Linked DNA regions of Homo sapiens: region 2 is linked to region 1. The links are chromatin loops, found by intact Hi-C in ENCODE. Cell type or tissue: PC-9. All regions are shown on one strand. Links, peaks and the distances in the headings refer to the core of each region. The heading gives the core; the rest is flanking DNA. Region 1 has its middle 39 kb from the start of REEP1. Region 2 overlaps KDM3A (lysine demethylase 3A).

Region 1 (15,358 bases), core at 3,063-11,062:
GAACTCCTAACCTTGTGATCTGCCCGCCTCAGCCGTCCAAAGTGCTGGGATTACAGGCGTGAGCCACCACTCCTGGCCTATCTCTTCACTCTTATACTCACCTCCAGTGATCATGCCTGCACTCAAAATAGAAATGTGGTCGGTTGTAATGCAATGTTTCTACCCTGCGCATGCACTGCCTGTATGATTTTTCCCTCACATGTCTTTCTACCATTTGTTAATTTTTTCTTGGTATGCCTTTTGTTTTTTACCTAAATAGATATCAAATGCCATAAACAGAAGAACTGTAAGAATAAATACATATCTAACAGTGCTGCTTTTTTCAACACAGACCTGCCAACAGTACTAAGGATGGAGAAGAGAGAATTGAGATCACATAGGTGGTATTGTAGGCCAGGCAGGTCTGGAAGCGGTGATGCCACTTCTCTCTACAGTTCATTGTCCAGAACTCAGTCACAGGCCCCAACCCAAGGGCAAGTGAGCTGGGAAGTATTGTTTAATTATGTGGCCAGGAGCATAATGCAACTGTTTTGGTGGGCTCTTAGCCAGACTCTGCCTTCCTGATGTAGTGAGAAAAGCATTAGATGAGGCAATAGTCATTCTTTCACTATCCACAGCTCTCCAAGCCTTGGTGTATTTGATGCATGGGAAAAATAATACCAGCCTTGTCCATCTCACTGGGTATTTTCAGAAACAAACAACATCAGGATGAGGTTTATAAATATTGTTGTTAAATTGAACTCTAAAGATATGTGTTGGTGGGGGGTGGAGTTCCTAATTGGGGAAGGATCCAGAGCAGCAAGAATTGCTCTGCAACAAAAAATATTTTGTTGACTTTTCTTTAGGTAGGAGTCAAAGTTTCATTCAACATAAGAAAGACATATGAATATATAATAAAATTTCTTGAAAACTGCCACACATTCAGTTCAAGTTTTTTGGCCTAGTTAATTTTCTTTATTTTAGTGTGTTTTAATTCTTTGGGGAAAAGACACTGAAAACAAAATAAAAGAAAACATACCCCTAAGCTCCTCTCTTTTGAGTTACAAAAATATGTGAAAATCCTTGCTTCTGACTGCTCCTATTTCAGTCTCCAGAGTTAACCTTGCCTACAGTTTATAATTTATCATTTCCTAAATTCACCACTGCTTATAAAGGCACGCTGTTGTAAAAACACAATATAATGGTATATTCATATAATGAAATGCTACCTAGCTGTAAAAAGAAACAAACCTTTGATATACACAATTTGGATCTCAAGAACAATATGATGAATGAAAAAAACCAATCTCAAAAGTCACATGCTGTATTATTCCATCTATATAACATTCTTAAAATGACAAAATTATAGCTATGGAGAGCAGATAAGTGTTGCCAGGCATTAGAGAAGGGGTAGCAGGAGATAGTTCCTTTTGGTGATGTAATGTAATAGTTCTGTGTCTTAATTGTGGCCATGCTTATATGAATTTATACATGTGATAAAATTGCATAGAACCTACATATGCAAACACTCAAATGAGGTTTTTATATGCAAATTGGCATATAAAAACCGATGAACTCTGAATAAGCTTTATAACCTAGTTGGTATTGTACCCATGTCAATTTCCAAGTTTTGATATTTATAGTTGTGTACAATTTTATCACTGGGGAGAGTGGGGTGAAGGATACACAAGCTCTTTCTGTACTATTTTTAAAACTTCCAGAGTGGTGTCAGCAAGATGGTGAATAGACAACCCCCAGCACAAAAGTACAACTAGCAACTACTGAGAAACAACAATACCATCCTGAATTCACAGAACTTGGGGGAGAAGTAGAGAAGCTCCCTGGGCCCACAGAAATGAGAAAAGCCACAACTAGTAAAAGAAAAGGTCGTTTTAGACTGCACCACCCACTCCCCTAAGCTGGAATAATGCCATTCATGGAGAATTTCCATGGATGGACCTACAGTTTCTGAGCTGGGAGGAGGGAATTGGAGGTGGATGTTTGATCTCCCTACTAGTCTCGGAATCTTCATGGAAAACCTGCTTTGGTCCTGTTCTACCAGAAGCATTGGGAGTAACAAGAGGGCTGACCCACCTGAGGTGATCTGGAGACAAAGAGTAGGAGTGCTGATCTCAGCAACTACCATGCAGATCTCAGTAGATGCTCTTCATTCTGATCAGTGGGGCACCATAGTGCTTCAGAGGTGCACGATCCACAGGAAGGCCCAAATCCCTGGCCGGATTTCCCATACAGCCCACATGCTCATATGGAATGTCTCCCTGACTCAGAAGCAACTTAAAGGTTAGCAATTAAGTTGGTCAAACAGGAAAGAATCTGAGAGCCCAAAGACAGAACATTTGAAATTACCTAATCAGAACAGCAAAAAGAAAAAACAATTTAAAAAGTGAGGAAGGCCTACAGGAATTATGAGACACTATCAAGTGAAATAACATCTGCATAACAGGAGTTCCCAAAGGAGATAAGAGAGAAAAAGGCCTAGAACACATATTTAAGGAGATAATAGGTGATAATTTCCCAAATATGGAAAAAGACAACACCATCCAGATACAGGAAGCTCAGAGGTCACCAATCAAATTCAACCCAAAGAGGAGTTCCCCAAGGCACGTCATAATCACGTTATCAAAAATCAAAGACAAAAGGAGAATACTGAACGCAGCAAGAAAAAGAGAGAAAAATATATCACATTCAACAAAGCCCCAACATGACCTTCAGCAGATTTCTCAAGAGAAACCCTGCAGGCCTAGAGAGAGTAGGATGGTATATTCAATGTTTTGAAAGGGGGGAAAAAACAGTCAAGAATACTGTACCCAGAAAAGCTATCCTTCAAACATGATAGTGTGACAAAGACTTTCTCAAACAAATAAAAGCTGAGAGAATTTATCAACACCAGACCTCTCTTAACAGAAATGCTAAGGAAGTTCTTCAATCTGAAAGATAGCTGCTAATGTGTAACAAGAAAACATCTAAAGGTGTAAAACTTATAAAACTTACTAGTAAAAGTGAATATACAGATAAATTCAGAATACTCTAATACTATAATTAAGGCATCAAAACCACTTATATTTTTAGTATTGACTAAAATATAACAGTATTAAAGATAATAATAACTGTAATAATGGGTTAGAAGGCAATATAAAAAGATGTAATTTGAAATATCAGAAAGCCAAAAAGTGGAGGAGATATTGTTAAAGTGTAGAGTTTAATTTTGTTTCTTTGCTTTGTTAATAAAGTTAAGTCGTTATCCATTTAAAATAACATGTTATAACTGTAAGAGTGTTTTATAAGCTTCATGGTAACCACAAAGCAAAAATTTATAATAGATACATTTATAATAGAAAAATAAATAGCATGCAATCAAAACATCTCTACTAGGGAAAACCACGTAACTACAAAGGAAGACAGAAAAAAGGAAGAAAGAGTCTACAAAACAAACCAGAAAACAAGTGACAAAATGGTAGTAGTAAGTCCTTACCTATCAATAATAATCTTGAATGTAAATGAATTTAATTATCCAATTAAAAGACACAGAGTGGCTGAATGGATTAAAGAAAAAATAAGACCTAACTATACGTTGCCTACAAGAAACTCACTTCACCTATAAATACACACAAGACTGAAAGTGAAAAAATGGAAAAAGATACACACAAGACTGAAAGTGAAAAAATGGAAAAAGATATTTCGATGAAAAATGGAATAGCTATACTTATATTAGATAAAAACCAGGTCTGGGCATGGTGGCTCAAGCCTGTAATCCCAGCACTTTGGGAGGGCAAGGTGGGTGGATCACCTGAGGTCAGGAGTCTGGCCAACATGGTGAAATCCCGTCTCTACTGAAAATATAAGAAAATTAGCTGGGCATGGTGGCACGCACCTGTAATCCCAGCTACTTGGGAGGCTGAGGCAGGAGAATCACTTGAACCCAGGAGGCAGAGGCTGCAGTGAGCCAAGATGGTGCCACTGCGCTCCAGCCTGGGTGACAGAGCAAGACTCCATCTCAAAAAAAAAAAAAAAAAAAAAAAGGAATAGCTGTACTTATATTAGACAAGAAACCAAAAATGAGCAGGATATCTATACTAAAATAGACTTTAAGTAAGAATGGCAAAAAAAAAAAAAAAGGCAAAGAAGGCCATTATGTATTTATAAATGAGTCAATAGAGCAAGAGGGTATAAAAATGATAAATACATATATGCCCAACACTGGACATCTAAATATAGAAAGCAAATATATTAATAGACCTAAAGGGAGAGATTGACTGCGATGCCATAATAGTAGGATATTTCAATGGCTCACTTTCAGCAATGGAAAGGTCATCCAGACAGAAAATCAACAAGGAAACATTAGAGTTAAACTACACTATAGACCAAATGGACCCAATGGACATTTACAGAACATTTTATCCAATAGATGCAGAATACACATTCTTATTAGCATATGGAACATTCTCCAGGATAGACCATATGTTAAGCCACAAGACAAGCCACAAAATATTTTTTAAAATCAAGATCATATCAAGTATCTTTTCTGACCACAATGGAATAAAATTAGATATCAATAAGAGAGGAACTTTGGAAACTGTACAAATGCACGTACATTTTACAACATGCTGCTCAATGACCAAAGGGTCAGTGAAGAAATTGAGAAGAAAGTTTAAATATTTATTAAAACAAATGAAAATGAAACACACCATACCAAAACATATGGGACACAACAAAAGTAGTACCGATAGGGAAGTTTATAGCCATAAACACCTACATCAAGAAAGTCAAAAAATGTCAAATAAACAAACTAATGATATACCTCAAGGAACTAGAAAAGCAAGAACAAAACAAATCCAAAATTAGTACGATGAAAGAAATAATAAAGATTAGAGCAGAAATAAATGAAATTGAGACTAAAATAATATAAAAGATTAACATAACAAAAGTTAGTTTTAAAAAAAGGTAAACAAAATTGACAAGCCTTTAGCTAGATTAAGAAATAGAATCTGAGATTTAGAAAATATGTTACATGTGATACCACAGAATACAAGGAATTATTAGAGACTAGTATGAAAAACTATGTGCCAATAAATTGAAAAACCTAGAGGAAATGAGTAAACTCTTAGACACATACAACCTGCTAAGATTGAACCATGAAAAAATAGAAAACATAAACAGGCCAATAATACATAATGAGATTGAATCAGTAATAAAAAGTCTCCCAATAAGACAAGTCAATGACTGGATGGTTTGACTGTTGAATTCTACCAAACTTGCAAAGAAGAATTAATACCAATTCTTCTCAAACTTTTCCAAAAAACTCCAGAGGAGGGAATTCTTTCTAACTCACTCTACAAGGCCAGCATTACCCTGATACCAAAACCAGAGAAGGACACACACACAAAAGAAAACTACAGACTAATATCCCTGATGACCATAGATGCAAAAATCCTCAACAAAATACTAGCAAACTGAATGCAACAGCACATCAAAAAAATAAAACACCATGGTCAAGTAGGACTTATCTAGGGATGCAAAGATGATTCAACATACACAAATCAACAACTGTGATACGTTGCTTGAACAGAATGAAGGACAGAAACCATATGATTATCTCAATAGATGCAGAAAAAGCATTTGATACAATTCAACATTTCTTATGATAAGAACTCTCAACAAATCAGGTATCAAAGAAATGTACTTCAAAACAATAAAGGCCATATATGACAAACTCACACCTAATGTTATACTGAACAGGGAAAATTTGAAAGCCTTTCCACTAAGATCTGGAACAAGACAAGGATGCCTACTTTAACTACTTTTATTCAACATAGCACTGGAAGTCTAAGGTCAGAGCAATTAGGCAAAAAAAAAAAAGAGAGAAAGAAAGAAAGAGAGAGAAAGAAAGAGAGAAAGAAAAGGAAAGGAAAAGAAAAGGAAAGGAAAGGAAAGCAAAGGAAAGGAAAGAAAAGAAAAGAAAAGAAAAGAAAAGAAATGGGACGCCAAGGTGAGCGGATCACGAGGTCAGGAGATTGAAACCATCTTGGCTAACATGGTGAAACTCTGTCTCTACTAAAAATACAAAAATTAGCCGGGCATGGTGGCAGGCACCTGTAGTCCCAGCTACTCAGGAGGCTGAGGCAGGAGAATGGCGTGAACCTGGGAGGCGGAGGTTGCAGTGAGCCGAGATCGTCCACTGCACTCCAGCCTGGGCGGCAGAGCGAGACTCCGTCTCAAAAAAAAAAAAAAGAAAAGAAAAGGGCATCTAAATTGGAAAAGAGAAAATCAAAATCTTCCTGTTTGCAAACAACTTGATCTCATATTTTAAAAATCCTAAAGACTCCACTAAAAAACTGTTAGAACTGATCGATGAATTCAGTAAAGTTGGATAATACAAAAATCAATGTACAAAAATTAGTAACGGCTGGGAGCAGTGGCTCATGCCTGTAATCCCAGCACTTTGGGAGGCCGAGGCAGGAGATCACCTGAGGTCAGGAGTTGGGGAGCAGCCTGACCAACATAGTGAAACCCTGTCTCTCCTAAAAATACAAAAAATTAACTGGGCATGGTGGTGTGGGCCTGTAGTCCCAGCTACTCGGGAGGCTGAGGCAGTAGAATTGCTTGAACCCAGGAGGTGGAGGTTGCAGTGAGCTGAGATCACACCACTGCACTCCAGCCTGTGCGACACAGTGAGACTTTGTCTTAAAAAAAAAAAAGTAGCATTTCTGTACACTAATAGCAAACAATCTAAAAAAATTAAGAAAGCAATTTTATTTATAATAGCTATAAAAATGCCTAGAAGTAAATTTAACCAAGAAAGTGAAAGATATTTCCAATGAAAACTATAAAACACTGATGAAATAAAGAGGACATAAAAAATGGAAAGACATACTATGTTCAGAGGTTGTAAGAAATAATATTATTAAAATGTCCACACTACCCAAAGTGATCTACAGATTCAATGCAATTCTTATTAAAATACCAGTGACATTCTTCACAGAAATAGAAAAAACAATCCAAAAATGTGTATGGAACCACAAGGAGCCTGAATAGCCAAAGACATCATGAGCAAAAAGAACAAAGCTGGAGGCATCACTCTACCTGACTTCAGAATATTCTACAAGGCTACTAGCATAAAAACAGGCACATAGACCAATGAAACAGAATAGAGAACCCAGAAATAAATTCACCGATTTGCTACCTGATTTTCAACAAAAGTGCCAAGAACATATATTAGGGAAAGGACAGTCTTTTCAATAAATGGTGCTGGGACAATTGAAGAATACTTGGAAGAATAAAACTAGACCACTATCTCTCACCATATACAAAAACCAATTCAAGATAGAGTAAAGAGTTAAATTAAAGACGAGAAACAATGAAACTACTAGAAGAAAACAGGAGAAATGTGTTAGGATGTTAGTCTGGGCAAAGATTTTTATGGATAAGACCTCGAAAGCACAGGCAACAAAAACAAAAACAGACAAATGGGATTATATAAAATTTTTAAAACTTCTGCGCAGCAAAGGAGCCAATCAACAGAGTGAAGAGACAACATACAAAGTAGGAGAAAATATTTGCAAATTATCTATCCAACAAAGGATTAATATCCTGGATATAGAGGGAACTCAAACAACTCAACAGCAAAAATAATAGAGATAGGCTGGGCGCTCTGGCTCACACCTATAATCCCAACACTTTGGGAGGCCAAGGTGGGCGGATCACGTGAGGTGAGGAGTTTGAGTGAGACCAGCCTGGCCAACATGGTGAAACCCCATCTCTACTAAAATTACAAAAATTACCCTGGCATGGTGGTACACACCTGTAATCCCAGCTACTCAGGAGGCTGAGGCAGGAGAATCGCTTGAACCCAGGAGGCAGAGTTTGCCGTGAGCTAAGATGGCGCCACTGTACTCCAGCCTGGGCAACAGAGTGAGACTCCATCTCAAAAAAATAAATAAATAAAATTAAAATAATAATAATAGTAATAATTTGGTTTAAAAATGGGCAAATGATCTGAAAAGACATTTCTCAAAAGAAGACATACAAATGGCTGACAGGTATGTGAAAAAAATGCTCAACACCACTAATTGTCAGGGAAATACTAATAAAAACCACAATTAAATATTATCTCACCCCACTTAAAGTAGCTGTTATCAAACAGACAAAAAATAACAAATGCTGGTAAGGATGTGGAGAAAGGTGAACTTTTATACACTGCTGGTGGGGATGTAAATTAGGACAGTCATTATGGAAAACAGTATGGAGTTTCCTTTAAAAACTAAAACTAGAAATACCATATGATCCAGCCATACCACCACTGGGTATGCAGCAAACAAAATAAAATTCAGTATGTGTATTAGTCCGATTTCATACTGCTATAAAGAACTGCCTGAGACTGGGTAATTTATAAAGGAAAGAGGTTTAATTGACTCACAGCCCAACATGGCTCGGTAGGCTTAGGAATCTTACAATCATGGCAGAAGGTGAAGGGGAAGCAAGGCACCTTCTTCACAAGGTGGCAGGAAGGAGAAATGCTGAGTGAAGAGGAGAAGAGCCCATTATAAAACCATCAGATCTCATGAGAACCCAGTCACTATCATGAGAACAGCATGGTAAGGGGGACTGCCCCCATAATTCAATTACCTCCACTCAGTCTCTCCCTTGACACATGGGGATTACGGGGATTACAATTCAAGATGAAATTTGGGTGAGGACACAAAGCCTAATCATATCAGTATGTCAAAGAGATATCTACACTCCCATATTTATTGCATCACTATTCACAGTAGCAAAGATACAGAATCAACTATGTGTCCATTAACAGATGAATGAATAAAGATAACATGGTATATATACATAATGGAATATTATTCAGCCATAAAAATTAATGAAATTCTGATGGCTGACTGTGGTGGCTCACACCTGTGCTCCCAGCCCTTGGGAGGTTTGAGGTGGGAGGATCACTTGAGCCCAGGAGTTTGAGACCTGCCTGGGCAAAAAAGTGAGACCCCATCTCTACAAAAAATAAAAATAAAAAATTAGCGAGGTATGGTGGCACACACCTGTGGTCTCAACTACATGGGAGGCTGAGGCAGGATCTCTTGACCCCGGGGGGTCAAGGCTGCAGTGTGTCATGTTCGCACTGTTACACTCCGCACTGCTACACCGCAGCCTGGGCAACAGAGCAAGACCCTGGAGAAAGAGAGAGAGAGAGAAAGAGAGAGAGAGAGAGAGAGAGAGAGAGAGAGAGAGAGAAATGAAATCCTGTCATTTGAGGCAAAGTGGATGAGCCTGGTGCTGGGGGACATCATGTTAAATGAAATAAGCCAGACACAGAACGACAAACATTGCATGTTCTCATTCATATGTGGGAGCTGAAAAAGTTGATCTCATAGAAGTATAGAGTGAAACACTAGATGTTACTAGAGGCTGGGAAGGATAAAGGGAGGGGGAGATAAGGAGAGAATGATTGATGGTGCAAATTACAGTCACACAGGAGGAATTTGTTCCAGTGTTCTATAGCACAGTAGGGTACCTATGGGTAACAATAATTTATTGTATATTTCAAAATAGCTAGAAATGATTTCAGATGTTCTTAACACAAAGAAATGATAAATGTTTGAGTGATGGATATGCCAATTACCCTGATTTGATCATTATACATTGTATGCATGTATTGAAATATCACATGTATCCCATAAATATGTACAATTTTTGTGTCAATTAAAAGTAAAAAAATTAAAAGACAGTTTAAAAACTTTCTGTGAGTCTATAATTATTCCAAAAAGAAAAGTTTAAAACACACATACAGAGTTTTGTTTTTTAACAAATTAAGTTTTATCATACAGATAGAGCTTTTTAAAAACCCAACAGGGAACAATTCCTATATTCTGCTTGGCAACCTTCTTTTTCCAGGTGAATATCTATAGAATTACCTCATTCTTTACCTCATTCTTTTAACATCAAAATAGTACTATTTTGTACTTATGGATATATCATAATTTATTTAACTATCATCTACTGATGAGCATCGAGATTGTTTTTACATTTTCACTGTTTCAAAAAAATGCTGTAATAAACACTGCTTCTCAATATGCCTTTCTGCACTTTTGGTATTATTTCCAAAGTTTCCTAAGTGTGTTATTGCTGGCTATAAGTGTATGTATAATTTCTATTTTAACACACACAGGCAAATTATGCTCTTTCACTCTTGCACTGGTTTACATACCATTCAACATTACAAAGGAGTTCCAATTCCCCCACTCTCACTGTGGATGGATGCTCTAGGTCTACTTAATCTTTGACACTCCATGGGTTAAAATCATGTCTTCCTGTTTCACTTTGTATATATTTGTTTTTGAGGTCGAGAATTTTTTATTTCTTTATAACCATTAGAATTTCTGTTCCTGTCAATTGCCTGTAGATGTGCTCTTCTTCCGTGCACACCCCACCATTACTGAATGTTAGCCTCTGGATTGCAGAGTCTTTGTTTGTTTACTTCAGCACCCTATCCTCAGCATGTAGAATAGTGCTGGGCACGTGCTTGGGATTCATCAAAACCATTCGAAAAAGATGGATTGATGAATAGCTTTTTTCCTGTTTCGCTGTTCATCTTCTTCTTATTGACTTGTAGAAAATATTTGTATATTGGGAATATTAATGTCGATTTTCCCAGTCTATTGCTACCTTTTTTAAAAGATATATTTATTTATTGGTATTGTTTCCAAAGAAATAATACAATTACTTGATACCAAAATAGAATTATTTGGATAGGGTGGTGAAGTAAACAACATGCAAAAAAGAAAATACTTCAAAAGGTAATTTTCCTCCTCACTCTGTATTACAGCTGCCTACATCTGGTCCCAGCACATCCATTACCAGTTTCTTGGGTAACATTCCTGAGCTGCTGTATGCGTAGACACACTTATGTCATCTAACCTGGCTTATAGTGTCTTCCATCTTTCAAGATATTTTTACATAATCAAACAACATTGTTTATCCTGTAGGATTTCTGCCAGCCTGGATTTTTCTGATTGTTTCCCCTTGGTGTCTTTTAACATGTTTCTCTTCTCCCTATATTCCCTGTAAATTAGTGAGGTTAAATCACTTCTGTACTCAAAATCCTCCACTGGCTTCTCAAAATGCAAGCCAGAGACCCTGCAATGTCCTCCAAGGAGCTGTGTTAGTGCTGATCAGAACAATGTTACCTGTCCAGCACACTCTGGGGCTCTTGTCCCATGCATATGCTCAGCCACCAGGTCTAGGGTTCTCATTGCCAGCTAGCCAGCAAATGACCCATTTCCAAAATCCCTTTTTGCAGTTGGCTTCCTAGGACCACTCCCGGCACCAACTATATTACAATGAATTCACATTCTGAGATGGAAAAAGGCTTACAGAGGGGTTATTGGAAAGTGTTGGCAGTTATGCGTCTTGCAGATGGGAATAAGGGAACAAGGAAGGCAGGAATGGGGAGAGATAGAAACCGTCCTGTAATGTGGTGACAGATCCTAGATCCCAGGGGGAGCTCTTGAGCTGGAACAATGCCTTATGATTGCTCCAAATTGAAGCAGGACAGGCTGGCTTTTGTATCCCTACCTCAGCCAGTCACTGACTATGTGTGGACTGCTCCCACCCGGGGGCCAATTCCCCACAGCCAGGGCAATTCCCAGTGGATACTGGTCAGCAACCAGTATTCTCAGCAGCTGAGAGATGAGTGCATCTGCCCTGGAGAAGGGATATGGGAGGAGTGCCCCAGAACCCATGATAGCCAGGCCTCCAGTCTTGGTCTGGTCTCATATGATAGCAGTCATAGAGTTCACACCACTTTCTACCCAGTATTCCCTCAAGGCAAAGGGATCCTGGAGATTAGCATTTCTCTCCTTTTTTAAAATCTAACTACTGTATCTTTCTTGGGGAAGGGAGGCTCAGAAAAATGTGACAGCTCCCTCATGCCACTTAAGAGCCGTGGGAATACAGGTAAGACTGTCCCAGAACCCCTGTGTCCCTGGCATCCCATTCAGTCATTGTCACGCTACAGTTTCCACTGCAAAAGGGCATGAGACACTCCTATGAGGTACCAGAGTTCTGGAGAGAAAGAGCGAACAGAGCTCCTCTGCTCTCAGCTCTCCAAACTTACTCTGCCTCTGTTTATGCTGTCCAAACAGGAGCCGTAGCCTCGTGTGGGTATTGAAATTTCAATTAATTTGAGGTCTTGCTTCCTCTCCAGCTGTCTTCTGCCCCCACAGGCCAGAGAGGAGTTTCATGTCCTTTCTAGTGTGCATGTGTGTGTGACCATGTGTGTGTGTGAGTATAGGGGGGCCATATTGGTTGATAGTTTAAACAACCCTCCCGGTAGCTATCCCATTCATCTTATTCTTTCATGTTTCCTTAGTGATATCTGTTATTAAATTGCTGGACTTCCATCAGACTCTTGAAAAGAGGAAGGAGTTGGTCACACTGTGACTTATTAAAAGTGTCCTATGAAAATTCAATGCTTTTTTATTGTATAAGAAGCTATTAAAATAATATAGATTAATATATTTTATTTTTTGACTTGAAAGTTAGATTATTTTATCATTATGCAGCATGCATATCTTTACCATAACTGAGTTCTTTTAAAAAAGAAAAACAAAACCAGAATTCTGGAATGCTGTTCTGGCAAGCGAAAACCTCAGAAAAAGAGAATCTCATCTTATCCCAGTGATTGTTTCAGAAGGAACATCGGATACAAATGAATTGGTAAATATCTAGCAGAGGAGGAGGGAGGGTTGAGCAGGAGGGAGGGAAGTTCTGCAGTCAGTAAATACACAGTGGCTGCTGTCAGGAGCAGAGTTTTATGAAGGCCATGTTATCACACTGCTGTATATTTTTGTTCTCTCTCTTCTTCTGCACAAAGGAAGGAAAGATTCAAGAGATATAGGAAGAGGAAATGATATGGGCAGAAAGAGCTCTGTCTCCACCCACACCCCAGTGGAGCTGTAAACAGGCCGTTAAAAGTCTGTACTCCTGAAGAAAAATCAGATCTTAAACGTAAGCTTCCAGAAGGAATCGTGAAGCCAGGCTTCTCTCCTGCTACTGAATGCTGGAGATGTACATATTCCTTAAAACATGCTCACATTTTTTAAATTATAAAGGTAACACATGCTCAGTCTAGGAAATATGAAAAATATAGAGAAGCATGGAGAAGAAAAATAAAAATCACCATCCAGAGATAAACACCATTATCATGCCTTCTGTTTTATTAAACATACACACACACTCTTTTACATTTTAACATAATTGGGAATGTACCACAGATACTATTCATGTCCTTTTTTTCCTTTTTACATTATATCATGAGTATATTCTCATTCCATTAAAAATTATTTTAAAATATCATTTTAATGACCTATATTTCACCTTGTAAACACATCAGAACTTATTGAACCATTCCCCAGATATCAGACTTCTAAGCACGTTTTCTGTCTTTCTAATAAATATCACAGCAATGAACCACTGTTTACCTCTGCTTGTCCTTAGAAATGGAAGTCCTAGATGAAAAGGCATCAATTTTTATAAAGTTTTTGATGCACACATGGCCAGGTACCCATCAGGCAAGCCTCTACCTGCTTAAAGTCCAAACTTAGACAAGATTAAACTGTTTTCTACGGTAATATGGAATCAAACGATACCCTTTTTGAGTGTCCTGAACCTTCTAAGATAGTTATGGGGTGTCCCAGTTACCAATTCATTGCTTTTCAACTCCAAATTCACCCTTTTTGCTTGCTCTGTGAAAATTAAGCTGGGACCTATAAATATTTTTCTTTTTCCAAGGAAAGTTTTGTGAGTAGAGGGCGCTGGAGAGACATTGCAGGAGGAAAGAGTTTTGCTTCCTGCTTCCAGTGTACTGCCTAGTTCAATAGGTTCCTGTGGCAAGCACAGCTTCTCCAGTCCCAGGCTCCTGCAACATCTGGAGGCCAGCAGCTTCCCCTGGCACTCCACCTGTGGTAGTTTTATAGTGGAGTGCCTCCACTGACACCTCCCTAGGAGCAGCTTTCCCTAGCACCCTAGAAGACTGACTTCCAGCAAGTTGTGCTGGCAAGCACCTAAGCAACTCTGCTATCATATGGGCCTAAGTAGCCCCCAGCATAGCAGCTGCTTCTTATGTCTGCCATTCCTCTATTCTTTAGAGTTCTCTTTTTGTTCTTTTAGCCAATCCCCTGTTATCCAATTCACTTTTATGATTTATTCTTTATATTGAACTTTTCCTGTTCAAATTATTGTGTGGTGTCTCTCTTCTGCTTAGGCCCTGACTGATCCAGGGGCTAGCTTGTCCTGAGCTCAGAGAAGATCTGTCTAATGAGTGATGTGGTTTGACTCCTCAGAACAGTCTGGATCCCAGCTCCAAGTGTACTGTGTTGCAGTTTTAAATAATTGAAACTCTGGCTTAAATTTCCTCTTATGCTTTCAGGCTGCAAAGCCTTATTTACATTTAATTTAGGAGGCCAAATACAGGTACTACTGAACGATTGATTCTTCTTCTTTCCTGAAAGCCTCCACCAAGTTCAGTCAAATCCTCCTTCATTTCTTCTCTCCTCCTCTCTGCTGATGTCTCTTCCATCTCCCGCTCCCCATTTTGGACGCCTGGCCCTCCACACACAGCAACACATCCTTGCTGTCACCAGGTAGTTCTCCTCTCTGCATATTGCTCCTCTACTCAAAACCAGTGGCGTCTGGGTTCACAGTCTCCAGTCCTGACCTTGGGTGATTAGCAACCTTATGAACTGATGAAGATCATTTATTTTTGCTTTCCCATTACCATGAGAACCACCAGCAGATGATGCTGCCTGACTTGCCCCACAAATAAAGATATCAAGGAAAACAACTATTCTGCTCTGTTTGGTCTAAAAGCAAACCCTTGGTTTAAGGACGGTTGAACTATTATTAAGTAATAATCAATTTCTCTTTCTCTGCTTGCTGAACATGATACATGTCCTTCAAAATCCAAATCACGAATCATTGTTTCAGTGATTCTTTCTGCCAGCTTATCAGTAGAAATGAATCCCTTCTTCCTCTGCACCCTTAGTGTGTTCATCCCTTGGCTGGGGTGCGCATGACAGTTGTCTGGGTTAAAATTGAGTTTCTCATCATTTTGTGAGCTCCTACTAAGAAGGTACTACGTCTTTTTCATTTTTGTGTTGGTTCATAATAAATGCCGAATTGATGGATGCTCTATTGTTATATTAACAGTAGTAAATATCAGTACTGTGTGATGAAAATACAGAGGAAAATAACCACCAGATTAAGATGAACTCTAGAGAGTGATTCTGAAACTTTAGCTTGCATCAGAGTCCCTGGGAGGGCTTATTAAAACAGATTCCTGGGCCCTACTTGTACAGTT
Region 2 (15,358 bases), core at 5,932-13,931, 76 kb before region 1:
CCATAAAAAAGAAAGGAGAAACTCAAGACAACTAGTCTAAGGCTGAACCAGGTGAAACCAATTCACCCATTTCACCAGGCTCCTCACATGTGCTTAAATTTTTAAGTTATATACCTTAAATTTTTAAGTCATATACCTTTCTCAATCGTCTTGCCTTACCACCAAATCTAAACTTGAAGAATCTCCAAAGTTTCTTCATCTTCTAGTCATTAACTTCTAAAGTTTGATTACAACTTCCACTAATAGGTTTTCTGTTTTGTTTTTTGTTTTTGAGACAGTCTCACTATTATCACCCAGGCTAGAGTGCAGCAGCGCCATCTTGGTTCATTGCAACCTCTGCCTCCAGGGTTCTAGCAATTCTCAGGGCTCAGCCTCCCGAGTAGCTGGGATTACAGGCATGTACCACCATGCTCGGCTAGTTTTTCGTGTTTTTAGTAGAGACAGGATTTTGCTATGTTAAGGCTGGTGTCCAACTCTTGGCCTCAAGTAATCTGCCTGCCTTGGCCTCCTAAAGTGCTGGGATTACAGGCATGAGCCACTGTGCCTGGCCAGCAGGTTTTTAAAACCTGACAATTTCGAATATATTTATATGTACTCTACTCATGAATGCTTTTCTCAGAAATTTACTTGACAGCCTTGAAAAGACTAGCTAGCATATACAGATATATCTGAAAAATAAGAATTTAATCACTGGCAAAGTTTTGGCATAGTTTCAACTATTTTTAGGCACTAAATTATCTGATCATATATTACACTATTTCAGTCAACTCAATTTTGGTTAAATAGTACCTTAATGTTCTCCAGAAGGTGTGATGGTTGGTTTTGGGTGTTTTTTGAGTTTCCTAATCCTTTAAATGAGGAAATTTGTTTATTCCTAAAGTCCCTTTTGCTTGTAATAGTTTGCAATTCCCTGTTAATCTGAGGTTAGTCTCCCAAAGTTTAATGCTAAATCATTTTGAAATGCTTATTCAAGGCTCAATTTTACCAATTATCTTTCCTCATATTGGTCACCTTCCTTATTCTGAATATGTTTAGAATTGATGCACTAATACCTTTCCTCACTCTCCCAAGAGCAACATACTTAAGAAATTTGGATTATAAACCTAAGCATAAATTTTTACTCTGTATAAAATCAAGCCGCTCAAGTTAAAAAAAAAAACCCTCCATCTAATTTCCCATATGTAATCAATAAACCAATAAATCTTGCCTCTATTTGCAAAGTATGTATTGAATCTACCCATTTCTTTTCATGTCACTACTACTACCATCTTTCCCCTAAGCTACACATGTCCTAACCAACCTTCCTTCCATTCTTGTTGAATCCTCTGCATCCTACCCAAGATCTCTTCTACCACAGAGCAATCTCTATAAAACATAAATCAAATAAGATCACGGCAGTCCACTGCCTACAAGAATCCCATGTGGTCCAGTCTCCTTACCACTCCTGCTCCTCCTCCCCCCATCTCTTTCACTGCCCCGCTTGCTCACAGTACTCCAACTACACTTGCTTCCTTTCTCATCTCCTAGTGTTCTAAGCCCTTTCTTGCCTGGGCCTTTGTACTTGTTATCTCTCTGGCTACATCGTTTTCAGTGGCTGGTTGGTTCTCTCTGTTCACCCTCAAGTCTGTTAATATGTCACACTCTCAGAATTTCTGATTACTCTTTCTGAAGTAGCATCCCAAAAGCCGTCCCTTACTCTTTATCATTTTTCTGTTTATACCTTTCATAGCCCTTATCACACCATGAAAGTACCTTTCACTTATTCACTGTCAGTCTCCTCACAATGGGACACACACTGTTTATGGGCAGAGGCCCTGCTGTTGCGCCCACTGTTATAACCTCATAAAACCAAACATACAGTGGATGCTCAATAAATAAGACTGGTGGAATGAACATACCAAGGAGTGAATGCTGTTAGCATGTAACATTTCTAAATAGCTATAAATCAATAAGTCTTATGAGTTACCTGAAGTGACAGGAAGTGATGATCACCACTGTAGATCAGTCTAGCATACACTAAATATGCAATAAATACTTGTTGGAAGGAGGGATGGAGGAACAGAGGGAAGGAGGGAAGAAAGGAGAAATCTGCTATTTTTACAAGGGTGATTCACCACACCAAGGAGAAGATTTGGAGAGCAGTGGCAACAGCACAGTGATGAAGAGTACTGGATTTTGGTGTTAGCCTTTGGTTTGAAATTCAGTCTCTAACACTTCCTAGCACTTTCTTCCCATGAAGTATACTTTACAGGGCTGTGCTTTTACCATAGTGCCTGGCGCTGAAATCAATTTTAGAGATGAGCTGTCTTAAAGCAGAAAAACATTGCGAAAATTTTCTCAATTCTGTCACCGTGTGTTAGAATTAGCACAACTTAGCGTGCTTTTCCTTTAAGAAACTCAAGTATTTCCTTCTACAACTTTCCTAAGGTTTAGCTCAACAGGAACAGGACTCCAATTCCCAAACCCATGTTCACGAGTGCACCTCCGCACTGGCCTCTGACTCAACAAAGGGTCAAAGTTTCTTCTTACCTGAAGAGTTTTCCCTGAAGGTCTTCTATACCAGTCATGGCAATAGTTCCTCCCTGCCAGCAGACGGAGATAATATAATTGAGTGTATGATAGAATTCTAAAAAGGACACTGCCGGCTCACATTCCTCAGCAGACTCTTTCCCAACTAACCAGGCAACGTCGTAACTCTGAGGAATAGTCTGCTAGGCAGAGAAGACCTTCAAGGAGCCAGGTATCACTGGCAAACAGGTTTATCTTAACCAAAAGTATTCATCAAGACAGTCAAGAGTCTTGCCTACTAGTCCCAAATGCCTGTCTTCTAAAGACCACCCTAAAAGTGCCAGTCCAACACATCTGGGAAGTGCAAACACAGTGAGAATCGTGCTGAGTGCATTACTGTACTCACCTTTCACTCATACATTTTCAAAAACTTTCTTTCCCCACTGCTCCCTTTATCTCTCCAGCCCTCCTGAAATCTAGGCCAGGCCAGTGTATCCAAAACTTGTCTGACTACAAGAATCACCCAGAACGAAAGACATTTACCGATATGGAATAATAGTTATAATACATTGCAAGGGAATCAAGGAGGCTACAAGAGTATGGTTTTTAGTTTTAAAAAACTAACAAAAAAAATCAGGTCTCTGTGATAAATACAGGGGGAGAAGAGACAGAAGGAAAGTATTTCCTTACATTACATTTGAAGTATTTCAAAATGTAAACAGAGAGTCTCTGAGAAGTATGATTACAAGTGATGATTCTATTCTTTACTATACTTTTCTAGGTTAACCAAAAATTTTCAAATGAGATGAGCTTCACAATCAAAAAAATATTTTCAAGAACTTCTGAAACCCAGGTAAAAATCCACCTTCGACTTCCTTTAGAATGACGTGACTAGCATAGAGCTCAAGAGCTGCAATGTACATTTTTAAAACACTTAATTTAGTTTATCATATTAGATGCAGAAGTTAAGAAACTTATCTCCAGGCTGAAGTGCAGGCTTATTTTTTTAATAGCTTCTAATGTGCCCAACAATCAGCTCAATAGCACACATAGTATGGGCAACATGCTGAGAAAGATAAAAAAGTAATGCTTCTGGCCTTGCAAGAATTTGAATCAAGGAGACAGGATCATATCATATATGTCTATATGCCCACATTTTACAAGTACCTCCTTGAAGGTTAGAAATTTACTTGCTCAAACACCTTTCTCATTGCTGACACACTCAACATTCTGAAGGCACCTTCCCCCAAGGGAGGTTCCCACTGACCTCAGTTCTGCTTGCACCCCAGATTGATCGCTCCACCATCCAACAGGATACGTCATTCCTATTCCCAACCCTTCTTCCTCAGCAAGTCTCACAGCTCAGCTCTCCTCTTCATCATACTCCCAATTTACACTGACACATTCCCCATGACAGGCAACACACAACCAACTTCTCCAAACTGATATTTACTACTTCTAACTCTAGACTGCCAACAATTTCTCTAACGTTAAAACCTGACATAAAGAAATTATTATTATATCCTGTTTATCTCTCAGCTTCTAATACTATGGATTACTTGACAATATTGTCTCTGAGCTTGACATCCTCTGTGTAGTCCTGGCCACATTAATTACCCAGAGCCTTACTATCTGTTCCCTTCTAGACCAGGGACCCCTATTCCTCAGCAGCTCAGCCCCTTTCTATACTGGGAGACTATATAGTATCATAAATAATTGCCTGACCATGTCACTTGGGCTTCCTAAGCTAGAACTGTCATGTTCTTTGAGGCAGACATTCCATTTGTTCTACCTACTTCATTAGCTAGATTCCTGTGCTTCTTCAGTCCTAACACCTAGTCTTCCACCAAATCCAACTACTGCTGTCTCCTAAATAGCTCTCCACCCCCTTAGCTACCGCCTCACCTCAAGCCTATTTATGATGTGCAATACAACTAACCTCATCAGTGCCCTCATTTCTATTCTCATGTCCTTCCCTCATCCATCATCTACAGAGCTTAAGTCAATCTCCTGAACTTAAAACCCCTGAACACCCCAGACACCCCCTCTTCATCTGCAGCATAAAACCCAAACTTCCTATCTCTGACCCTGCTTCTCTTTTTCCATGCCTCCTGTGCCCCTGCCACAATGAAACATTTGCCCTTCACCAAACAAGACACGTCCTCCCTGTCTGAGAGGCTCTGCCCAGGCTGCTTCTTGAGGCACCTGCAGAGCTCCTGACCAGAGCACTCTCCCTGCACTTGTGGGAGCCCTCTGGAAGTCTGTCTCCCTCACTATCCTATGGAATCTGAGACAGGAACTCCAGATACCTTTCAATCTCCAGGACCAAGTATCCACCACACAGTGAGTACTTAATACAGTAACTATGGTTTCTTGGATGGATGTACTTGAAATTACCTTGTAAACTTTAAGGCAAAAATGAAAGGTAGTAAGACTAATTTCCATACTTAACTCTTCATTCTTTCCTAAACAACCTGAGCCTCAAGAGGTCAAAGCCTATACCCTTCAAAGGAGGACAGAGGCTTCAGACACTGGTTTACAAAGCTTTTGGTGAAGTATCAAAGTTCCTGTTGCCTGTATACAGGAAAGATTCAAGAAAGCCAATTAACCATCCTAGCTACACAGACTCAAGTGTTTGTGTGGCACAGTGCTAGCTTTGGTTCTAGTCGATGCTGTAGTCCAGTCTGCCCTTAATCAAGAAACCCAGATTTATTCATTGGCTTCCTGGCCCACTCCCCATGCCATTTCTCCTGGCCTTGGTCAGTTTTTAAATTTTAAACTCCAGCCTGGGGCAGAGCATTATAAAGGAGTTTTTGATAATTATAACACAGGAAACTATCCATGTGACATTTAGGCATTTGGATTCCTAAGGTGCCAGAAAGTTATTTGTATTGGAATAGGTCCTAATGATTTAATTCACCTAAAAGAGAAATAGTCTCGGTCCAAATGGTAACTATTTCAGAATAGAATTAAATCTGGTACCTGAACCCACAGTAGCATTCACAAAAGCCTATACTTTTCTGGACAGAAATTAGTAATGGCAAACCAATCACTTTCCTTGAAATACATTTGTTTACCCAATCATAAATGACCAATTAAATTCCTTATTATTGAGAAGGTGAAGGTCCTATTTCAACACCCAAACTACTCAGAATTCTAAGGCTCCTTCCCTCTTTTCATGCCAGGCATTGACACACACAACTCAATTTACCTTTAAGAACACTTCCACATGGTGAAATTGTCAAATCTATTGAGAATCTCCAGCAAATACCAAAAAATGAAACTTTTTTACATAAAATAGTGAACCATAAACTTATATTATCTCCATCTGCTTCAGTGTAGAAATTATGGCCAAGATCTGGAACTAGCAAAGAAGAGCAGACAGCAATATAACACTAAAAAAATTTGCCACGCAGCCAGGGGCAGTAGCTCACTCATGACTGTAATCTCAGCAGTTTGGGAAGCTGAGGCGGGAGGATCGCTTGAGCCCAGGAATTCAAGACCAGTCTGGTCAACATACCAAGACCCTGTCTCTACAAAAAACACAAAAATTAGCCAGGTGTCATGCATGACACATGCCTGCAGTCCCAGCTACTATGGAGGCAGGAGTTCAAGGCTGCAGTAAGCTCTGGTTGCACCACTGCACTCCAGTCTGAGTGACAGAGTGAGATCCTATCTCTAAAAAAATAAAAATAATTAAATAAATAATAAAAAATAAAAACTAGCCATGCAATGTTGGAGTTAAGGAAAGCTTTACACAAGTGACATAAATAAAGGTTACCTCAGAGCAAGATTTTGCTTGTTTGGAAACCAGGGTTCCATTATTCTCAGAAGACTTGCGTTTTACAGCTCCAATTCTTGCAGAATTACCTAAAATATTTAAAAATAGGTTAAGTTGGCTTCCCTGTTTCTCTTAATGTGAGAAGAACGGAGGAAAGGAGGAAGGAGAAGAAAGATTTTAATAACATATCTTACCACATGTCACAAGGTTATCGTGTACAACTTCAACATGAATCAGTGACGGATCAACAATTTTCAGTGCTGGAATCTTAAAAATAAATGAAACAAAGATACCGGAAAATAAAAAATGCTCAAGAACATACTGAAAATCAGGTTCATTAACATAACAATAGGAGCTTCTTATGAATAATTTCTTTTTAAAACAACTGTAATTATTTCTACCCTATAAAATAATAAAGGTATTTAGTGCCTAGAAAATCATAAATGCTTTGTATAGTTATCATGCTTTGTCGAGTTATCTTACAAAGAGTTATTGTTGTCTTTACCTCCTCACAGTTGACTTGAAGAGTTTTTGATGCTGGGTTTCCATTTATAACGGTTGCTGAAAACCACTGAGTAGATGGGTCCAAGCTATAAATTTTTACTTCTGAACCAACTAAGTTTTTGTCACCTTAAAAAAAAAAAAAAAAAAAAAATCTTAGAGCAATTTGCATTATCTCCCAATAGCAACATCATCCAGGACAATCTTTTCCTAAGTCTTTTTTAAAAAAACGCAAAAGTAAACATTAAAAGAATCACTACAAACATAAGATGACTGACATTTCAGAAAAGCTATGAGAAAATTTAAACTTTTTATTTTGTATCGGACCAAAGTAGTATTAGACAATTCATCAAGACCTCACTCACTGTCCTGTGTAGTTTTAGAGGAATCAAATTCAGGAACCCCAACAAAAATACTATGTCTGATAATCTAAAAAACACAGAAAAAAAATGTATGATTGTAGAAACTCAGTAACACAAATGGGAAGGTAAGGAGTATCAAATTAATGCCTTATCCATTTTATATGGCTGATATTCCAAACATATCAAATTCCACATCAAAATATAGCTGAGCTTTAAAAATATCTTTTTTCTTTTCTTTTTTTTTTTTTTTTTTTTGAGACAGGGTCTTGCTCTCACCCAGGCTGGAGTGTAGCAGTGTAATCAGGGATCACTGTAGCCTTGACCTCCTGGGTTCAAGTGATCCTCCTGCCTCAGCCTCCTGAGTAGCTGGGATTACAGGCATGTGCCACCACACCGGGCTAATTTTTTTAAAAATGTTTTGTAGAGATCGACGTCTCCCTGTGTTGCCCAAGCTGGTCTTGAACTCCTATCCTAGGCTCAAGCAATCCTCCCACTTTGGATGTCCCAAAGTGCTGGGATCACAGGCTTGAGCCACTGTGCCTGGCCCTACTTTACTGTTAGTTTCATATAATCCCTGAACTTTCCAAATTTCAGAGGTTTTAGCAACACACACATTTTTTGAATTTTAAATTTTAAATTTCTTAAAAATTTATTTTAGAAAAAAAGTAAGAAATGGCCCGGCGTGATGGCTCACACTTGGCAGGCAGATCACTTAAGGCCAGGAGTTTGACACCAGCCTGGCCAACATGGTGAAATAGTGAAATCTTGTCTCTACTAAAAATACAAAAACTAGCCGGGTGTGGTGGTGCGTGCCTGTAGTCCTAGCTACTTGTAAGGCAGAGGTTGCAGTGAGCCAAGACAGCACCACTGGCACTCCAGCCTAGGAACTAGACTGTCTCAAAAAAAAAAAAAAAGAAAAAAGAAATTTCCATGAGCAAATGAATGAGAGGCTAAACCCTAGTTTCTCACAAGCTAATCATTGGTCAACTCGTGAACTATCACCACTAGATAATGCATATACCTTTTAAAAGATGGCTTTCATCTAAATGCTTCACAATCAAAGCTTGAAATTCTTTACTGACAATCTGATTATCCGTAAGAGAAAGTCGAAGACTGTTTACATCCTGAAAAATGAAAGATCATTACATGTTAAGGGTAACAGTTAATAAGAAGAGTTATTTAAATTCCAGTGGGCTATTTCAATTGGTTAATCAAATGGGTTAAAGTAGTGTCAACAAACCATGTGATAGCCCAAATCATTCCAATTCCAGTAAACCAGATGGCTCAAAAAGTCCTAGACCATCAAATGATCACAGCTATAAGGCAGACTGAAGTAAAGTCATCCCAAGCTAGAAGCATGAGAAATATTAAGAGGAACTCAAAGCATAATTTTAAAAATGACTAACTTTGGCAATGGGAAAAAAGTAAGCAAACAAACAGCTGGTCAATCCAAGTAAAAAACACTCTGTATCCTAAATACTGGGGATGGGGAAATCACAATCCAAATCCAAGGGACAAAAAACACAGATATGACACACAAGAGACAGATGTATATGGTCGATTCATTGCAATTACTGTCTGGGTTTTTTTTTTATTTTATATAACACACTGCATGTACTATATAATACACTGTGTAACCTACTAGCAGGGGTAGATGACCATAACTGAGAGTTAGTTTATTCATCAATCAGAAAAATGTTTCCTTGATCAATGTTCTCCAAACCTTTTGACACATTGTAAAGATTAACTCCAGAGGTACACATATCTCTTTCCACCAAAGTCCACTGATAATGGGCAGCCCTTTTTTCCATATTCCCATTAGTAAACCCATGGCTGTGCCCAGTGGCCACCCTGGGGATGAGCAAGCATGCACCCATGATGGCAATTTTAGGGAAAATTTTGAACCACATCTCAGCCTGGTTACCTAGGCCAAAACCCTATTTTCTAAGGCCCCTTAAAGCTGACCAAGCTTCAGCTCCCTTCCTGGTAAGAAACTGCTGTTTTTAACAACTCATTTCACACAGATTCATTTAACCTAACTAGTATTACAAAATGCATTCTTTTTTACAAAAAGGGAGGTGGGGGGACAAACAGAAAATCTGAATGAATAGCCTAAGGCGTCAGAGTAAGCCAGTTCTGAAACATTCAATTCTTGGCAGCAGCTCCATTCTTGGCACTATTCCACAGTCTTCTGGCTTTGTGTGCACACCCAGTTATGATAAATGTAATACAGAAACTGTCAATAGGAATAACTTGCCAAACCGAATTCTAGCAGGGCAAAGAAAAAACAGTGCTCAACACAGAAGCCCTTCCAATATCAGGGCTTTATGCTTTTCTGCCACTGTGAAATGGATAATGACCAAGAATGGGTCATCCATTTTTCCCACTGGGAAGGATAACTAGTCTGTTAGAGAAGCTGTGCTGGAAAAATGTATTTCTTTTGCCAAGTAACATTAGACAAACCTAGGGACTCCATAAGAGATCAACATTAATTACCAGAATGGGTTAGTTTTTGTTTTTTTCTCATGCATGTATTGTTTATGCAATTTCAAAAAATTTAATTATATTCTCCAATTCCTACTACAAGATGAAAGTATGTATCAATGGAAAGAGCCGCAAAGGGCTTCAATAAAGTAGAAAAATATTAGGCTGCCTAGGAGAGTTTAGGGCTTAACGAAAGTGCAAGATAGTTGTCCAGATACCTTATCTTTTTCTTACCAACAGATAACTGAGTAAAATTCAATCTAAAGACGGACCCTAACTTTCAATCCCAATTTTTCCACATGCCAAATGATTTTCAGGTGCTCTGTGCATTATCTAGAGCAAGTATCCTACTGGGGTAATCACATCCCCCAACGTGGAATTTCGTACAGCCTACTGTGAACACCCATATCTACAAGATAATTCTCTGAAGTACTAAACTTTGAAAACTCAACATCACTAAAAGTCAAGACCACACATTATAGTTCTCCCAGTTAATTGTATATCGTATTAATGACAACATTCACACTGATGGCTCACAGCCCCACAGCCCCTCTTCCCGAGAACAAATATAAACTTACTAATTTAGATGTTTCTTTCTCAATCCCAAGAAACAAAACTAGGGTTCTACCTTAATTGAAAACCTTAAATACAGGAAAGATGTAAATTCAGAAAACAGCACTAAGAATAAAAAATTCCTTTTATTACTCAGTAAAGCAAAATATCCACAACCCCCCTGTATGTTATTTGATCCCTGCAAGCAAGTCAGTCTTCCTTTTAAGTCAGGAAAAATATCAAGATGGGTATAACACAAGAACTTGTGTCTGAAATTAACTAAGTGAAAGCATCTTCCTCTGTTCCATTACTTAAACATTATAAAATAAGGTTCAGATTATGAATCCTGTTTTCACTCACTTTCCAGATATGGAAGTATGGATGAGACTCAAGTAGAGGAAAAGCCAGTGCTTTGGGCTTCCCGATACAGGCTCGGCAACCTGATAACCACTGACCCCAAACTACTTTTAGCAAATAGGTTTCATAGTTCTATACCCCAAAGAAACAAGTCAGGTATGAAGTCACAAAACAGAAGGCGGTAAAGAAGATTATTCAGCTTTATAAATGATATCTAAAAGATGAATATTATTATAATGTGTGTGTTTGTATGCGTGTGTGCAGTCTATTCTCATCATTTGCAGTAGTTATGTTTTATCAAGTTGCAAAAAAATGTTTTATTAACAAATACTGAACCATTGCTCCTAGGGGAAATACAGGTGTAGGTTCCTTCAAGCCTCTGGTCACATTTTCAACAACCAATTGACACATAATCTTGTTTTATGTGTTTCTGTTGAAAGACATCTTATTTAATATATACTGCTTATGCACTAACCTTGAATTCACAGCCAAGAGCACTATAACTCAGACGAATGAAGCTTATCTAACACATGTATTTTGTTCTTAAGACACATCATGGCACTTCAGCACTGCTTTTGGGGGCCATTTTAAACAGTGAAATCACCAAAAAAAAAAAAAAAGCACAAAAATGCAGCACTAAATAGACTGCAAAAAGCACACCTGTTTACAGCATAAGTGAAACAAGGTGGAACATCACCTTATTTAACCTTAGCTAGGAGCTGGGAACCTGCATCATGCAACTCAAATTATTTGCAGCTCTGCAAGTACTGGTGAATGACCATGAACCACCACAAGTATTGATTTGGGGTTACAAATATATTTTAGCAAATAGGTAAATTCACAAACATAGAATCTACAAATAATGAGGATTGCTTGTATATATGTATGCATGAGTGTCTATGTATGCATGCACATATATGTATATAAACAACGGTCTACTTTTAAATATTATTTTCATATCACCTAAGTGTTTCCATACACACACACCATCAACTATAATACCCTTGTCCTTTCAACCGTAAATGGACAGCACTAACCTAAAAGCTAACATTGAGGAATGATGTCTAACACCTAACTGCTGATGGGATGGGTTCTTTCCTGTTAGGTATTTAAATTAGAGCAGTCAACATCAATATACAGTTGGCCACTGAACAACACAGTTGTGGACTGTGCAGGCCCCATTATAAACAGATTTCCTTCCACCTCTGTCACCCGAGATTGCAAGACCGAAAGTCTACTCAACATGAAGACAAGGACAAAAACCTTTTATAATGATCTACTTCCACTTAATGAATACTAAATGTATTCTGCTTATGATTTTAATAACATTTTCTTTTATCTAGCTAATTTTATTGTAAGAATACAGTACATAATATATATACAAAATATATGTTAACCAACTGTTTATCAATAAGGCTTATGGTCAACAGTAAGCTATTAGTAGAGTTTGGAGGGAATCAAAGTTATATGTAGATGTTTTACTGTGCAAGGAGTAGGCATCCATAATACCCACACTATTTAAGGTTCAACTGTACTTTACTTCTCATGTTAAAGGAGTTCGTATTTCTGTTTCTAATGTTTACTACTGTTTCTATGTTTTACCTGTATAGGCTTCAAAAGGTCTTTAGAAAGAAATACTCTTTGTTGATCTCCCAGAAAGCGAACAGAAGTTATGGATCCCAAACCAGCTTTGTCCAACAGAGGTTTGTACGTCTAAAACAAAAGAAAACACTTTAGCATCATAACTGCTGTCAGCATAATTCTGAAAATAGGAACTGGCAATTTTCCACACACAGAGAAAGTGATAAAGCCACTAATTTTTTTTATTTACTGCAAGTTATCTCATAACAACTATTTATGCAGCCATAGATAATACAATTTTTATTCAAACCCAATAATTTAAACCAGATAGACATTTGGGAGTTATTAATATTCAAGACTGGGTTCACAGATTCATGGTGTCCCAAAAATTTATGCAAAAACTGTTTGTATGCACACTTCTCTGGGGAGACAGGCCTGTGTTTTTAACCAGTTCTAAACAGCTGGAAAAAAAAATACAAAGAGCAAAATAAAACTTTAACCACAACCCTCATCTCTCAAGAATCTCCATAGCAGCTCTTTTCACTCATGGGCAAAATCAGATCACAATCTGATCAGCCTTCAACCATTCTCCCGGCCTTTCCAAACTATCCAGATCCAACCTTCCCTCCTTGAAGCACCAGCTCAAGTCCCATAAAGACTAAAGTGCCCTCTCCAGACAGCGCTCACTCTTCTCTTTGCACCACACTTTACAATGTGGATATAGCACAATCATATACTGACTTATAGTATCTTTAAAGCCAAAAAATATAATAATCCAGAGGGAACCTTAAAGATCATAAGATCAAGACTGGAAACCCTACAGAGAGCAAGGCAACAGCTACTATTTGGCTCTAGCCCATTGCTGCCATAAGGCTCCAGTGTTGCCATTATCTTGTAGATTTTTTAAGAGACAATGGAAATCTAGATTTTCAGATGTATTCTCCACATTTTTTAAAGTAGGCAATTAATTCAAATGTTTTGAAAGTACTGCAAGGGCCAAACCAAACAGATCTATATGTTTGCATATGACTGCTAGTTCCTGCCTTCTGACCTAGACATTCCCACTACTACCTCCATCCCTATTTGTCAAGTGAACACGAGGTCCAACAAAGTCAAGGGACTCGCTCAGAAGTGCAGAGTTCTTAAAAGGGCTGGCAGGAGATCCTGGGAGCTTTTCTGACTTTCTGGCATTACATTTACATATTCCTTTTGTACCCACAATGGATAAAATGCCCTCTTCTCAGGAGTTCAATAAGCCCAAGTTTTACTCACTATTGCAGGCCACTGTACAATTCGTTCAGAAATTTCAGGTGACTTTCGTTCAGCTAAAACCAAATTATGTTCTACTAAAAATGCTCTCCTTAGAAGGCTGTAGACTTCTATCCATCTTCTTTTCCTCCAAGATTCCCCATCAAATTCCACACACACCTAGACAGACAAAATTGGGGGGTGGGGGAAGCAGATTCAATTTATTAAAATAAGCATTACAAATGCCCCAGCTGAACTATACCTTCATTATTCTATTTGAATCCTTTATCTGGATGTGCTTTCCCCCTTCCAGCTCCCTCACTTCCTGTCACAGCCCACAATACATAATCACACATGAACCAGGCTTTGGCTCCCAACTCACTTCGGGATGCAGAAGTCAAGGCTTTTTGGGCCAGTCTGTGTCCCTAAAGTAAACCCCTGGGAAGCCCAGAAACCAAACAACCCCTACTTATCAGGCGTTTACATACATTAATTAGACATCTGAGCTTTTGGAATTGCAAGACAAAAATTTGAAACTCAAAAGATGTACTTAATAAAACTGCACTGTAATTGTCTATTGACAATATAAGTGGGCTTAAGATGACCCCCCATCACCACAATCCACCACCTCCTTTTGAATTCCTCTGGAATGAGTAAATTTAGCACAAGGCCTAATATACAGCACATCTTCAATATCCCTTTCAGTTGAATAAGCTAGGAAATTTACCACAGAATTTGGAGTCTTAAACTACTTGTTGGATAACATAGAAACGAGTGATTAACAAAATGACCACAAAGTTTTTCAGAACTATCTCTAGCTTCTTATATGAAAGTTAAACTACCTTGAAATATTGTTTTCCAAGTAATTGTAATGTTTTCTGCTTCTGACCTGCATAATACTTTTAACCCTAAGGCTACAACTCTTAAAACCTGTATACATATTTAAAGACATTAAGAAAATTCAGTCTAAAAGTGGGCTTCTGGGAGTGATCTATGAGTAGGAATTGTTTACAAAACCATAAAACTCAAAGTCATATAAAAGCATTGAAACACTCCAGCTTCCTTAACCTATTATAAATATGCTACCCCTTAACTTACTCTAGGTCCTCTTCAATGCTTTTTGTATTCTACCAATGACAATAAACTCCCTCGATATTCAGTGTAAAAATCACTGTTTTTATTTGATTTAAAATTCCTCCTCTTACTAAAGAGGTCTCTCATTTTGGTTTCCAGGAATTAGTTAATACATCTATCATCTATCAAATCTGTTCATCATTTTACAGACATCACTCATACATCCCTTTTCAACCTTCAGTTTATTAACTAGTTAACTTCATCTATCAGAGCACAATTCATATATCCTTTCCTCAAACAAACCTTCCCTTACCAAAGTGCCTCTCTCTCCCAAGAGAGGTCCCCATACTAACTGTACTCAAAGTTTTGTACTTTTCCGTCTTAGCTCTTATCCACACTTTGCATTATTTATTTGTTAACTGATTGACAATTAAATTCTAATAGGTCAAAGTCTGTCTCTGCTTTTGCTTACAACTGTATATCACTAGTATATGGAATCTAATTGGTACTCAAATACTTGTTAGCATAGATTAATGAATAAATTTCCCTCTGCATTGGGTTCCTATCTTGTTTCTCTCACCTGCTTAGAAGGCACTAAATTCCCACATTAGCCCCAATCCCAAACCTTCTCCAGTCTACAGGATAAAAATAAATGAAATCTAAGATCTATCCTACCCTTCTCAGCCAACAAAACATGCATCCCTAACCTCCCAGGCGACTTTACCTAGGAAACTACATATCTTCTTGGTATTTTAGGCTTTTAACTTTGCAGTTATTACTGAATACTTTCCAAATCAGAATAAATGTGAACACCCACGTGGCAAGGCCCACATACGTTTCTCCCTGGTTATATGTTTTCTATCACTGTAATCAACCAAATGGTCTTTCATAAAGGTGGGCAGAGACTGCC

The links. Peaks named below come from ENCODE experiments on the same cell type or tissue, not always from the same donor. Only the 100,000 strongest peaks of a DNase experiment are listed, where the experiment ranks them.
Region 2: a loop joins it to region 1, with 4 times the contacts of the local background. A loop is called at or near these places in 6 of 110 quality-filtered maps.

Annotation. Positions count from the first base shown.
Region 1 is chr2:86,369,214-86,384,571 of GRCh38, reverse strand. No RefSeq gene overlaps it. Among named protein-coding and RNA genes, the nearest start is that of REEP1, 39 kb to the right of the region's middle. In PC-9, for the core only: no CTCF peak of the experiment used is centred there; no DNase peak of the experiment used is centred there.
Region 2 is chr2:86,448,003-86,463,360 of GRCh38, reverse strand. It overlaps KDM3A (lysine demethylase 3A), which reads right to left. Exons shown (of 26, transcript NM_018433.6): 3 at 13,399-13,554; 4 at 12,148-12,258; 5 at 8,174-8,276; 6 at 6,795-6,919; 7 at 6,484-6,556; 8 at 6,290-6,378. Among named protein-coding and RNA genes, the nearest start is that of KDM3A, 14 kb to the right of the region's middle. In PC-9, for the core only: no CTCF peak of the experiment used is centred there; a DNase peak (open chromatin) is centred at 9,320.